Linked DNA regions of Mus musculus: region 1 is linked to region 2. A link is a loop called in an ENCODE intact Hi-C map of the cell type or tissue named here. Cell type or tissue: heart. All regions are shown on one strand. Links, peaks and the distances in the headings refer to the core of each region. The heading gives the core; the rest is flanking DNA.

Region 1 (2,924 bases), core at 316-2,815, 1.2 Mb after region 2:
ACGCGTGCAGGTTACACAATCCTGAGGAGGGATGTGCGTCTTACAGCAAGTTCTCTGGGGCCTCGGGGGGGGGGGGGCCCTGTGAATACGTACTGGGGTGCTCCTCCCTTCTGCTGCTGCTCCAAAGCCTCAAAGCCTTGCTCAGCCAGCACAGAAGTCAAATCCTGTGAGTCTGCGAACCAGTCGTCCCTGGTGGCTGCAAAGTCCTCCTCTGACCTCTCTTCCTTTCCTTCATTCGAAACCCCCATCCCTGGTCTTTGAGCAAGTGTTTGTTTTATTATTTCGGCTACAAAATGTACATAACATAAAATGGGCCGTCTTAACCACTAGCACATGCTGGTATAAGTGCCACTGTCATTCCATGCCTGGAATGGTCCTGAGTATTGCACACATACGAAGTCACCTACTTTCTACATGGATGAAGACAGGACATATATGGACAAGGTGAAGTAACCTAGCCATGTGGTAGAGGAGCGATTTTAAACTCCTATCTGCCTGACTCCAAAATGCGTGTTATTCCCATCTTCCCTTGGCCTTTCATCAACGCTATGCCTCCTCCAAGCTGAGAGAAATAGACATGAATCTATACACCCATGTAAATAAAGAACAAGCGGGAACATGCATGCCCTTATAAGGGATGTGCAATGCCATGCATGCTGCTTCAGTGAGTAAGACAGGCCGCAGGTAAACAAGATTAGAGGGACTTGAGAGAATGTCTCTCAGCTGGGACGCTGACTGCAAAGGCGCCTGTCATGCTCACATGTGTTTCTCCCAGGTTTTCAAGCTCTCTGGGCTATTTTTGATGGCTGACGATTCCATTCCCAGGCTAACTGTCAACACTGTCTTTCCCACTTCAGATGTACTTCTAATCTGCCCTGATAAGATCGCTGTTTACTCCCAGAAGGGCTCTCCTCACAGAGCTCTGGGCCCAGGAAATGTCAGTCACCGGGCTTCAGCCACAGCTGCACTAGGGTTTAGATAAGTACCTGGGAAGTGGGTAAACAGGAAAGTAAACGCGAGCCCTGGAGGGCTCAGGCAGAAGAAACTCTCCACCCTGCTCCATCTCACACCTCAGAAGATCCAGAATAAACCAACACTACCTTAAAGGTACTGCACGGACACTCTTCCTTAAGCGTCCTGTTTTGGGTTACTTCAACTGAGTTTCTTTGGCACCAAGTAAAGAGTGCGTTTTAGTTTATTACCTGGAAATCAATAAACGTGACCTCCCACAGGCTTGTCACATCATCTGAGCTGCTAAGCAACAGTAGGGCATCATTCCGCCGCAGGCTGCTGACCCGTTGGCAGCGGTAGGAGTAAGTTGACAGAGCATATATACCGGTTGCGTTAAAAGTTGCTTGCACCGAATTGTTGAAGATTATCTCGACGCGGTGTAAACTAAACCAACTCTGGCTGGCCAGCTTGTTGTAATTGGTTAGGGTGAACCTGAAAAGGATCGAACATTAAGTGTTAGCTGGAGCGTTTTTTTTTTTTTTTTTTTTTTTTTTTTAACTGTCTCAAGCCGGGCGTCATCCGTGAACAGTACAATGGCGCCCTCTTTTGTCAGGCTGTGGAATTGGGAAGAGGCTTTTCCGGAGCCAAACCAGAGCCAGGTTGGTAAGAAGGCACATGATTGGGAACAAGAAAAAGAATAATACAAAAATCCTCCAGGGACGAAGTGGGAGGGCGCTTTTTTATTTTCTTTTCTAAGAATCAAATTGTATGTATATTATTGCATGTTATGTTCATTATCAAATTTAATTAAAACTTAGGTGTATATTAACACAGAATTAGTCATAAAATAATAGCAATAGGTTTCTTACATTATCCCAGTGTCATATATGAGGAATTGAGTCTAGGGGGACAAAACCACTTGCCTAGTTTCTCTCCTATGTTGTGTTTAAACTGCCTGTCAGATTCAACCTGAGACCATCACCCTCACCACTAACGATTAACGTGGAACATTCTCTAGTCATGAAAAAGTATAGTGTATTCATGATAATTTTATTTTAAAAGATGAGACATTACATAGAAAATTTCAAGACTGACAGACTTAGAACATTGGTAGTAATTGGAAATACTGGTTGAATTATCAATTATTTTCTTGTTCTTATAGCTCAATATTTCTGATCTTTCTGTTCTCGTGGATTCTCCTTATTCTATTTGTGTTCATGGAGAGTCCTGGGAGCTGAGGTAGAAAGAACACTTCTGAACAATCTAATTCTAGGTAGAGGCTAGGGTGTTGATACTCTCCATGACACGGATGGGATGCAGTCAGCCCAGTCTGTTAGGGTGAGGGGTCTGGGCTCACTAGAGATTCACCATGACCAAAAATATACTTTGATAACCAGAGTCTTTTCATTTAAGGACTGACACCCAGGGTGGGGCCAGGACTGCACCTGAGAGCCATCCCAAGATGCAGCCCCTAGTCATGTCAGGCCAAGGCTTACAAAGTCAAAACCCACCAGACTACATGCATCTGTCTGTGTAGGCAGGCTCTAATTTTAAAATATATGTCTTACAGTTGCCCTAGTCATCTTTTTCAGCAGAGTAAGCAAGTTTGATTATGAAAGCGGGAAGAGCAGCTAGTTTTATGGCCCACCGTCTTTCTAGAACAGCAAATTTTACAAGCTCAGTCAATTTAGGAATAGTCTTCAATGTCTGGAGAAAGGGGAGGGGACTGCTAGGGTACAGCTTGTGCAAGTTACAAGGGACTTATGTGCTAGAAGCATTTTTTTTTTTTTTTTGCTTTTTGGTCTTCTAAGCATAGTAAGTATAAACTTTACAGTTGGGGTTTCTAACGCTATGATAAGAAACACCATGAATCAACTTGGGGAGGTAACTTCCCGGATAACCACACAGCACTGAGGTAAATCAAGGCAGGAACTCTAGCAAGTTGGGAACCTGGTGACAGGAACTGATGCAGA
Region 2 (2,924 bases), core at 145-2,644:
AGTCCCAGCACTCGGGAGGCAGAGGCAGGCGGATTTCTGAGTTTGAGGCCAGCCTGGTCTACAAAGTGAGTTCCAGGACAGCCAGGGCTACACAGAGAAACCCTGTCTCAAAAAAAAAAAAAAAAGAAGAAGCACAAGGTAGAGTGTCTGGGAGGAGTTGGGAAGCAGGAATATGATCTACAAGTACTATCTCCATGTGTAAATTTACCAGAAAATATATAAAAATATTTCAAGTGAATTTAGGAAATGAGTGGGCATGAATATGATCAAAACATGTTGTATAAAATTCTCAAAGCGTTAATAAAGCATTTATTTTTAAAGTGGCAGTAAGTAGTCTAATATATTATCTTTAAGATAGGTGAATTTCAATCGGAATATCAGAACTCTTAGGACACAAGGTGAAGGAATTCATAGAATTTTTAAATGTTCAATATGAGGCTAGAGAGATGGGTCAGTACTTAAGACTACCTGTTGCTCTTAGAGCTGACCCAGGTTTGGTTCCCAGCACCCACTTGGTAAACAAGGAGATCAAATATCATCTTTTGTCTTCCTATTCTGAACTCTGCAGGGAGTAGGCATGCATTTGATGGATGTGAGGATGTCTTTATTCGAACAGACTTGTGTAACAGATTAATTCTGCTTAAATCTATTAGAGATGAACCACAATGGCCAGAAGAGCAGTCAAACATATTCCCCAGTGAGGTGGGAAGTCTGAGATGTCTATTATGCAGACATCCTTGAAAACCAATTGCACACTTTGTAAATGTTGGCCTCTCTTCCTGGACAGCTAACAATTGTGTTTCTGGGTATCTCACATATCACTGGCATTGTAAATCTTGAATCTGTGACTGTCAGGTCCCTTTTGTATTGTCTCTGTATCCAACCAGATATTTAGCTATAATTCTTCAGCTCAGATGTCATCATGTTTTATACTTTAAAATTCACAATACTTTGGATTTCCTGGAGTAGCTAATTGAATACTATGTTTTGGAACTATTTTGATGGTGCTAAAAACATTTAAATATCATACATACCCTATTGATAAAAGTAACTTGACACCTTTTCAGGGATAATTTTGGGAGAAATTGATTAAATTTTCAACTTTAATTTTTATTTATATTCCATAAAAAATTCAATCACAGCTCTTCGTCTTCCTTTTTGCTCCAAACACAGATAATTTAATTTACAGAAGAAAAGTTTGTATACTAAACTACAGAAATCTTCTTGGTTCACCTGCCAAGAAGAAAAGTCAAGGAAGTGACCTGTTGGCTTCTATTACAGTGTGTAAAAGTGAAGGTTCAAGAAAGAACGGGGCTAATTTTAACCTTAACTGCCAGGATTTTATGAAGCTTAAGGTACCTGTTAGTTTCCTACTGTGCTTGCAAATCATCTCATTTTGCATTTAACTATTGGGCTTACAATATTATACATTTCAAAGCTATACGAACCTAAACAACACCCCTGCAGACACTAGTGCTGTTCATATAAAAATACAAAGCATAATGTGACCACCAGGTGGTGACATAGACTGCTCAATATGGTAGTACTTTGAGTGCCAGCACAGGATATAGAATCACAATTATTAACTCCACCTGCAGAATAAAAATTAAAGTGTCATCTGTGGCATGTCCTCCTCTGTGGCATGTCCTCCACTGTGGCATGACCTCCACTGTGGCATGTGCTCCTAGTTTTGTGATTTTTTTACAAATAGATAGGCTATATTTTCTAGTTCCATCCTATTCTGCTATTGACTATTACAGCTCTCATCTGACTTTTCTACCTAAGACGAGCACTACAAAAGCTTGTTTTTTCATGTTTCTATGAATAGCATCTAATGATTTACATCAACAGTGACAGTTCATCAGACACGGTATAATCATGTCTGGTAGATCTACTCAATATCTTTAGAGTAGGACCAATAAATAATTATGCCCCAGTGCACAAAAATCAAATGCATGCTGTATGAATCTGCAAAGTTACATTCTGAAAATATCACACCTATACTACAAGCTGACTTGTGTAAACTCTTTTTTTTTTTTCCACCTGGGACCCATTAAACCACTATTGGACTCTGAGAGCCACAAAGCCCTAATATAGCCCATGTCACCAAGGCCAAGAAGACTATCTCCAGAGAATACAAGCAAGTTGCATATACAAAAATACTTTATCAAGAGCCTGTGTACCCACCTAGAACACACACACACACACACACACACACACACACACACACACACACAGGAGCATACATCCACACAAGCACACACATGGACATGCATACACACACTGATAGCAGTTAGCTTGCCACTAGGTAATCACTTGAGTCAACTGTATGTTCCAGAATACAGAACAAATCGTTATCTGAAGAAAACAAAGGCCATGGGAGCTTCTTATTACAAAACTCAAAACATCTTTCCTTCCTGGGTAGCTCTAGTACACAATAGTCATTAGTTTGTAGCCTGCAGGGGACACATTTAACTGTTCTCCTTGAGTGAGGCAAATGCCGTCCCTGCAAGGTAGATCTCAGGCTCTCCTAATCCATGCTCTCTGGTCTGGGTCCTGATTTATTTACATTTTACAGGAGGTTATGGTTTTTCTGTTATCATTAGTTGAGCCCACAACCGAAGAAGAAAAGAGCAGCTTTGTTTCAAAGGAGAAAGAGACGTTTGTTCAGGCATCACTACCCACTGGAAGCCTGCAGTTGGATTCTACCAAACTCAGTATACTGAAGGGAAGGAAAATTAACGTGGGGTCTCTGGATAGCTGTTAAAGCGGCAACGTGCCCATTATTTTCCTAGCTGGCAGAGTTCTGTGCAGGGGAGACAATCTGGCCACTCTTGAGTACAGCACTAATCTTGTGAAATGCTGTGAGCTCACTAACTGACAAAGCAATAATTATCAACAGTCTTTCCAGAGGGATGTAAGTT

What was found. Hi-C counts contacts between places; a loop is a spot of excess contacts. Peaks named below come from ENCODE experiments on the same cell type or tissue, not always from the same donor. Only the 100,000 strongest peaks of a DNase experiment are listed, where the experiment ranks them.
Region 1: it touches region 2 in a loop (8-fold over the local background); 17 of 42 quality-filtered maps call a loop at or near these places.

Annotation. Positions count from the first base shown.
Region 1 is chr13:90,885,352-90,888,275 of GRCm38, forward strand. It overlaps Atp6ap1l (ATPase, H+ transporting, lysosomal accessory protein 1-like), which reads right to left. Exons shown (of 7, transcript NM_001145879.1): 6 at 1,203-1,443. Among named protein-coding and RNA genes, the nearest start is that of Atp6ap1l, 19 kb to the right of the region's middle. In heart, for the core only: a CTCF peak has its summit at 1,566 (motif pointing left); a DNase peak (open chromatin) is centred at 900; H3K4me3 peaks cover 790 bases; H3K27ac peaks cover 2,474 bases.
Region 2 is chr13:89,666,695-89,669,618 of GRCm38, forward strand. All of the region lies in intron 12 of Vcan (versican), which reads right to left. Among named protein-coding and RNA genes, the nearest start is that of Gm4117, 66 kb to the right of the region's middle. In heart, for the core only: a CTCF peak has its summit at 1,513 (motif pointing right); no DNase peak of the experiment used is centred there.